Linked DNA regions of Mus musculus: region 1 is linked to region 2. The links are chromatin loops, found by intact Hi-C in ENCODE. Cell type or tissue: heart. All regions are shown on one strand. Region 1 overlaps Robo1 (roundabout guidance receptor 1). Region 2 overlaps Robo1 (roundabout guidance receptor 1).

Region 1 (4,000 bases), 98 kb before region 2:
ATCCATCCCATATGCAATCACCAAACCCAGTCACTACTGCAGATGCCAAGGAGTGCTTGCTGACAGGAGCCTGATATGGATGTCTTGTGAGAGGCCCTGCCAGAGCCTGACAAATACAGAGGCAGATGCTCGAAGCCAACCATTGGGCTGAGCAAGGGGACCCCAATGGAGGAGTTAGGGGAAGGACTGAGGGAGCTGACAGGGTATGCAACAACATAGGAAGAGCAACAACATCAACCAACCAGATCCCCCAGAGCTCCCAGGGACTCAACCACCAACCAAAGAATACACATGGGACCAAGGGTTCCAGCTACATATGTAGCAGAGGGTGGCCTTGTAGCGCATCAATGGGATTGGAGGCCCTTGGTCCCCTGCAGGCTTAATGTCCCAGTGTAGGGGAATGCTAAGACAATGGGGCAGAGTGGGCAGGTGAGTGGGGGAGCACCTTTCTGGAGACAGGGGAAGGAGGGTGGGATGGGAGATTTTGGAGAGGAAACCAGGAAGGAGAATAACATTTGAAATATAAACAAAACAACCAATAAAAAAAATTTAAAAGAATTTAAGTTGGGATGTGAAAAATTACTTAAAACACAAGGAGGGTGAAGAGGTCAGGACATTCCAGGAAGATAAAGTACAAAAAGCAAAGACTTTCATAAATCAACAAGAAGCTTGATAATCAAAATTTATAATACGAACAGTTGCCAAATCCTCATTAGAATATTTTACTGCCATCTATCCTAGCGTATGTACTAGACTCGAGGATGTCTCAGTTACTGCAATCCTTTTGAAGCCTTTCGGTTCACAAGTAGATCAGAAATGCGGGACTTTCTTTGTATTCAAATTCAATTTTGTGTTTGATGGATCTATCTGTAATTATGTAGATTTGAACATCTGTGAAAGGATCAGAATACTCCCTGGGAACCTAAACCATCATTTCTCAATCAGCCTTCCTCTTCTGAATCATACAATTTCTCAACTTCCCTAAGGATGGAATCTAAGTAGAAGTGTTCTGGATGCGTGGGAAAAAGAAGTTGATTCAGTCTGCACAGTGGCTGCCTTAGGCATTTCAGCTCATTTCCCTGTGAACACCACAGCTGAGGCTTGCGTTTCAGAACTCAGCTGGACAAAGGACTAGCATCAGCTTCCTCATCCCAGAATTAGCCTACCTTCTTACTCATCACATTTACCCTGAGTACACAGGGTGAGTCTGTAGAAATGAAGGTTCAGGCACATGTGAATGCAGTGTAGATATGAATATTGGCAACGGCCATGGGAGACAAGATGTCTTCTATATACATTGAAAGTATGACTTCATTAAATATTCATAAAATTACAGTTGATACGGTATAAGAGTTCCTCATTTTCCTTTCCCAGCTAACTTTATGTAGAGTCTTTCCAGGTCTATAATAGCAAAATATAACCGAATATTCAGAATACCTAAGCATGTATCCAGAGAGCATTCCTGCTAAGAGTGAACTTAAAGGTAGTATTAGAGAATTCATTTGATAGATATAAGAATTAAAAAGAAACTTATGCAGAATAAATAACTTCCATAGGCTCATGAGTGTAAATATTGAATTCTGGGATTTATAATTTGGTCTTATGATGCCCACACATGTGTTTTACTCTTTTGATGTTTTCCTATTATAAAATTTGAAAACTAAGAAATTAGATTAGACACAAATTTATTTATAATTGATTTGTATAATACTATCACATATATTGATTTTACTCGTGCTTAAGTCACGAGTAAAATTTATTTTTGAAGGAACAATGCACATAGTGTGCATTAACTACATGTAAGATGGACAGGAAGACATCTATTTGTGGCTTGCCACCCTAGCTTCCTTTGACCTTTCTGTTAGAGCACTACCTATTTATTTTACAGGAACTCAAATTTAACTTCTCAGGGAAGTGGGGCTCTACATCCTCAGCTGTGGTACATCCAAGGATTTCCTCTAGAAGAGAAGGGGACAGGAAGCAATGGACATTGAACAATGAAGGAACTAAAGAACAGAGGAGAAAACTGACTGAAGGAAGGGAGGAGCAGATGGCTCAGGAAGGAGACATATGGGAATTGGAGGAGAGGAAGCCATTGGCAAGGAGTGGCGGGATGCCAAGTCTGCGAAGGATCTAGAGGACACTGGGGATTTGGATGGGATGTGAGTCAGCTGCTTTTTACCCAAATATCACACCAACACGGAAAAAATCAAAGAAACCCTCAAAGACGTACAGGATGCAGAACGGGGCTGGAAAAAGTTATGACATGCCTCATCCCAGCAATTCTGCCTCATTAACATGGGGTGGGAAGTGCTAAAGAAGTGTTTGAATGAATAACCAAATGTGTTCATGGCTGCATTATTGATACTTTCAAATCTTAATTTCGCTTGTGGAAGAAATAAAACAGATAAGACCTTCTATTTATCTTTAGTCAATTTTCCTAATCTGTGGTGCTGATTCTGTTAATGAGTAAAACCATTCCCTTCAACCAACTAGGATTCAGTTATTTTCTTAGATTGGATAGGTTTCCAAGGGGAGGATTTCCACGGCTACATATCAGGAGAGTCCAGAGCAAATCGTGCTGATGGCTCGTCATCATCTATAAGGTAAATCATTACAAAAACCCATAAATACACTCATGTTAAAATGAATTGATACAGTGGGCTTTTTTATTTACACATTTCAAAACTGTATTCAAACAAACAAATAAACACATAAACACATAAAGAGAGTCCTAATCCTTGGTTGGACCCAGCTGATTATAATGTATTCTTTATGAAAAGTCTTAAGCTTTTGAAATTTTACCAATCGTTTTCTACAGTAGAGATTTCACTTCTAGCGAGAAGAGATGCTCATTCTTGAGTGTAACTATGATGGTTTGAGGAAAAGCCTAACATCTTAAGCCCTTGGAGATGTGGCAACATGTGACTAGAATTCCAACAGCAGGGAGGTAGAACAGGTAGACACTGGGGACTTGGTGGAGAGCCAGACCAGCATAATCTGTGAGTGCCAGATGAGAGTGAGAGACCTCCCCCCCACCACCTTAGGAATCATAGAGAGTGACAGTGGAACATAAATGACCTTTATCTGTGTCCTCCACATGCATGCATACTTGCACATACACATAAACAAATGCATACATGTACAAGTATAAAAAAATTACTAAAATTAAAAATCTCTTGTAGATAACAGTCAATGTTACACTAGGATATCAGATCATACATGTAGCAAAATCTACTGGTCTTTACAAAAATGTTTTCAATGAACAAACCTGATAATTGCCCCCCAAGCCCCTCTTCCAAGCAATTAGGAGGTGGCCACTGCCTCAGCAGAAAGGCTTAGTATTTACTTGACAGTGTTGCTGCTATCATTAAAACCACCAATACACAGAGTGATTTGAACACCGTCTGGATTGTAATAGCTGCATGGCTATGCTTTGTTCCCTAAAAACGTGAAGTGAGAGATATCTTTTTCCACATGAAATGGAGAGAGCTAATTATCTGTGCGATCCAGTAGAAGAAATGACCATATATACTATATACCATATGTACTATAGAGGAAGCTGTCTCTACATAGTAGTTACTAAGTTGTTGATGTTTCCACAACTCTAACCTTGTAAATATTTGTTTGCAACTTTCAGAAAAGATGTGTTTTAAAATTCATTGCAAAGTACATTGAACCAGATCTGAATACAGTTCTTCAGATGGTAACTTTTGACAGTCAATAAATATTGACTCAATATTTATTTGGTGAGCTTTTGATCATTTATTTCTATTTTCCTCCTGTTAATATCAATTTATTAACTTACAAAAACTCTTAGTTTCCAATATCAGTTATTAGCATCTATTTCATAAATACATGCAAACTTATTATCTTTGATGATAAATCAGTATAAACTTCCTATCTCATACTCTTGATGTTTATAACAAGGAAACTCATCGATCTTGGGAAGTAATCCACTCAAAAGCTTCAGGAAGTTCCTGAAACTGATCAGATTCAC
Region 2 (4,000 bases):
TAAAGGCTTGCACTAACATGCCTCAAGGAAAGCCAGCATATCCCATGAAAGACACTGTTTTAGTGTACCCATAGATCAATCCTTGAAGAGGACTCCAAATATACCAATAGACTAGCTACAGATAAGAAAAGATAAGTGGTCCATAAATATGGTCATCAGCTTCCTTCTTGATCTAAACATGCTTGAGCTAGATGATATGATACGCCATGATGCGGTACAATATGATACGATATGAATCTCTCAGCAAATATCAGAGGGACATTTCGGTTGGAGGGTACTGCTAACAGAATTTGCAGCGTGTTATGTACTCCCCACAATTCCAATACCACATTGTCCCTCCACATTCCCTCTATGCCAGGTAGCTCAGAAACACAGGCTTAGAAATACCAAAGATTGAATCTATACTCTCAAAATTGTCTACTGATACTGAAGCTAAGACTGCCCTGGAAGGTCCAGTTTGAAAAAGATTGACTGTCCAATCCTACACAAGGATGCCATGAATACAAAGAACCACAATGATTGGAGAGCTGGTTTTTTTGTTTTCTTTTTAACTGAGTTCTTTGTCTGAGCTAGGCAATGTGCTACACAGACTACCTCAGTTTTTTCAAGCAATCTTTGAAATTCTATACACCCTATTTTTCAGTGAAGAAACTTGGTGAAAACACCGTAATTAACTTGTCCTGTGTTGAATGTTTTCTAATAGAATCCACAATCTATAGCCCAGTTATTAGCAACATCTGCTGTATCTAAAATTGGGCAAGCATCTATAGCCTCTGAAACATTGACCATATTTGATATAGACCATACTTAACCAGCGACTTTTTGGTCTTTAGGACTAAACACGAGAAGCAACAGCCAATCATGAATTCTGCCAACTGTATATGAGCAAGCAATGTGAACACAGACACCCAAGTCCTTGGTGAGCCAGCAGAGGAGGAGGCTCCTTGAAAGAGCATTCCATTTGCAGGAGAGTATCACCAGCAGGTCATTTGGGGGGTCGAGAACAGACATGGAGTAAGACAGAGATAATCTCCCAACCACTGAGCCAAAAAGTTCCTACCAGTAACTGCAGGAAAACAGCCAAAAATTATACTTGCTTTATAGTTTCTTCGTTTCAGGGGATTCTTTGAATCTGAAATTTCATACCCTTGGTTTCACTCCCATGGTGTATGTATATATATATATATATTCTTTTTTGAGTTAAATTTCAGCTGTTTTCTGTTACTAGGCTAAGGGATATACGCCAAAATTATACCCACCAAATGCAGTCATCATTGCACTGAATGCAATTTCTGGCCCAACTAGCAGGAGGTGAAAAAGTGAGAGGTGGAAGAACCTCCCCACTATCAAGAGCAGTTGTGGTCCAGGCTGGTAGATACATGGCTCATCTGGGACAGTATACAAGAATTCATAGTGTGTTGCTTTAGCTGAGGATAGCATACTTCTTTATATTCTTCAGTTAAAATGTACTATTCTGCAAATTTGTACCTGTACAACATAAAAGGGCACCTGCATTGACAGCTACTAGAGGCCTTTCACGTGGGCTATTTGCTACACTCTATGATTCTTCAGAGTTTACAAGCTCAGTAGTTACCTCTTCCCAATCATGTTAGACATTTTTAACTAGAGCCTGGCGGTGGTGGCACACGCCTTTAATCCCAGTACTTGGGAGGAAGAGGCAGGTGGATTTCTGAGTTTGAGGCCAGCCTGGTCTACAAAGTGAGTTCCAGGACAGCCATGGCTATACAGAGAAACCCTGTCTCGAAAAGAAAACCAAAAAAAAAAAAAAAAAAAAAAAAAAAAAAGGAAGGAAGGAAGGAAGGAAGGAAGGAAATTTAACTAGGCTTATTACCCTGTCATTAGGAAAAAATATGCAAATGACTATGTTATCATCTTATTAAATTTTCTACAAATGCATATATGTTTTCATGAATAATACTTTAATGCATAATGTCTTCAGATATGTAACATGAAGGAAATACGGAAAGTACCATTTTCCCAAAATAGAACATAACTTTTGAAGCTGAACCTGGGCAGAGTGGCTCATGCCAGTCGTCTCAGCAATTGGGAAGCTGAGGCAAGAGAATCAGATTAAGTTTCTTAGGGTAGCTTAGGCCACATAGTGAAACACTGTGACATTAAAAATTTTTTTAAAGGTAATTAATTCCTTAAATATGGATTGAGGAAAACTTGGACTTGAAGTTCATTCTCAAAATTAAGTCAAGCAAATAGATGTATTTGGAATTAAATGTAACAATTCTAGTACCTGACAATATTCTAAAAGGGATTATGACTGTCAATATTAAAAATACATATATAGAGAGAATATTGCTGTTGTATACATCTATAGTTAACCTTGGGTGACTAATAACAAAAATCCAACAACTACAACAAAGATATTTTCCAAAAACTAAAACAAAACAGTCATTTTACACACATGAGAGAGCAAGAACAAAAACAAAAACAAAAACGAAAGGATACAACGTGAAGAAACAAATAGGCAAGAAGCACATAATGTCGTTTAATTTTATAATGTTTGCAACAAGTGATAAAAAGAGAGACTACTTTCAACTTTTTCTGACAATCTATTACAATGTGAATATAGTCATGTGACTGCTTTTTAGCCAAAGCAAGCTTGTTGACTCAAGCATACATCCGCTTGACTCTTTGCATCCTTTTCTCTTCAGGGCTGAGCTGCACTGGCCACACCCTCTAGCACTGCCTTGTGGGAAACTGTTCAGCTGAGGATGCGTAGCAACACAGTCTTGTTATTAACTGGAAATGGTTTAAGTCAGTATAGTCCCTATTGTGCATCAAGTAGTGGAAAGAAGAAAAAAAAAAAAAGAACAATGGGACGACATGATGCAAACAATGTCAAGTGGATGAAACAAACAAGTGTCCAAACAGCCATGATGCTGGAGTAGGAACAGCATACTGTTTTGATACTTAAGTGTGGGGAGCGGGTGTGGCGGCAGTCCCAAAGGCGCCAGGGACTGCAGCTAAGTCATATGACTTGCACCTGACTTCCTCATATAAGACACAAACATCTTGAGTGCTGCGCAGGTGTACCAGGATACAGGTGAATCCAATTTGGTGGAGATTTGCCCCTGCTGCCCTGATTAGCTGAAGCCTCGTGACTGGCAAGGGGGCGTGGCCTGCGGTGCGTGGATGAGAGAGAGTATAAAAGGAGTGAGAGGCCCAGGGTTCGGGGGAGATATAAACAAGAAGAATCAGGACTGAATAAACTGCTGTTAGAAGGACTGGTGGTCGCGTCGTTCTTGCTGGTCGAGAGCGGGCGCGACACTTAGGCATTTAACACAACACCATGGTTTCCTAATTTATTGTAAAGAGGACATGACATAGACACTCAAGTGCTTGATAAAACATCAATTTCAATCACATCTGGGCTGCTATTGTGGATTATACAACCATATTGTTAAGTCAGTATGGTCACACTTCCCTCACTCAACAGGTCAAGACTTATTGACTAATAAGTCAACAATGCAAATTAAAATACGTTTAGATTTACATGAAAATACTGGCCATCATTCTCCAACACAGGCCATATACACGTGCTTGAGTGTGTGTGTGTGTGTGTGTGTGTGTGTGTGTGCACGGACATGCGTGCATGCATATGCGCATGCTGGCTCACATATCTGTGTGTGCATGTGTGCACATGTGTAATCATAATATGCATATTTGTATCAATATCTATGTGAGTCACAAAGGGCTTAAGCCAAATTCAACTGAAGCAGGAGTTAACATCTTGCAAAATCAGCCTTATACATAGCTAGACACTGAACCCTGCACTTCTTAAAGACAATCGTATTTGTTTGCCTCGAATTATTCTGTAGGAGTAATTACTTTATGCCCACTGAATCAATGCTTTATATCAACTCTAGAAACAAGAAAGGGAATGGAAGGAAAGTATTCTTTCGACCGTGGTGTCCAGAAAGTTATGCATCTTCTGGCAAAAGCAAGGAGACTGGAACCTGTTATG

Evidence for each region. A loop is a pair of places that touch in the nucleus more often than their neighbours do. Peaks named below come from ENCODE experiments on the same cell type or tissue, not always from the same donor. Only the 100,000 strongest peaks of a DNase experiment are listed, where the experiment ranks them.
Region 1: it touches region 2 in a loop (1.8-fold over the local background); 3 of 42 quality-filtered maps call a loop at or near these places.

What each region holds. Positions count from the first base shown.
Region 1 is chr16:72,911,462-72,915,461 of GRCm38, reverse strand. All of the region lies in intron 3 of Robo1 (roundabout guidance receptor 1), which reads right to left. Among named protein-coding and RNA genes, the nearest start is that of Gm52248, 34 kb to the right of the region's middle. In heart, no CTCF peak of the experiment used is centred here; a DNase peak (open chromatin) is centred at 2,121.
Region 2 is chr16:72,813,313-72,817,312 of GRCm38, reverse strand. The region is part of intron 2 of Robo1 (roundabout guidance receptor 1); the gene reads right to left. Among named protein-coding and RNA genes, the nearest start is that of Gm52248, 65 kb to the left of the region's middle. In heart, no CTCF peak of the experiment used is centred here; no DNase peak of the experiment used is centred here.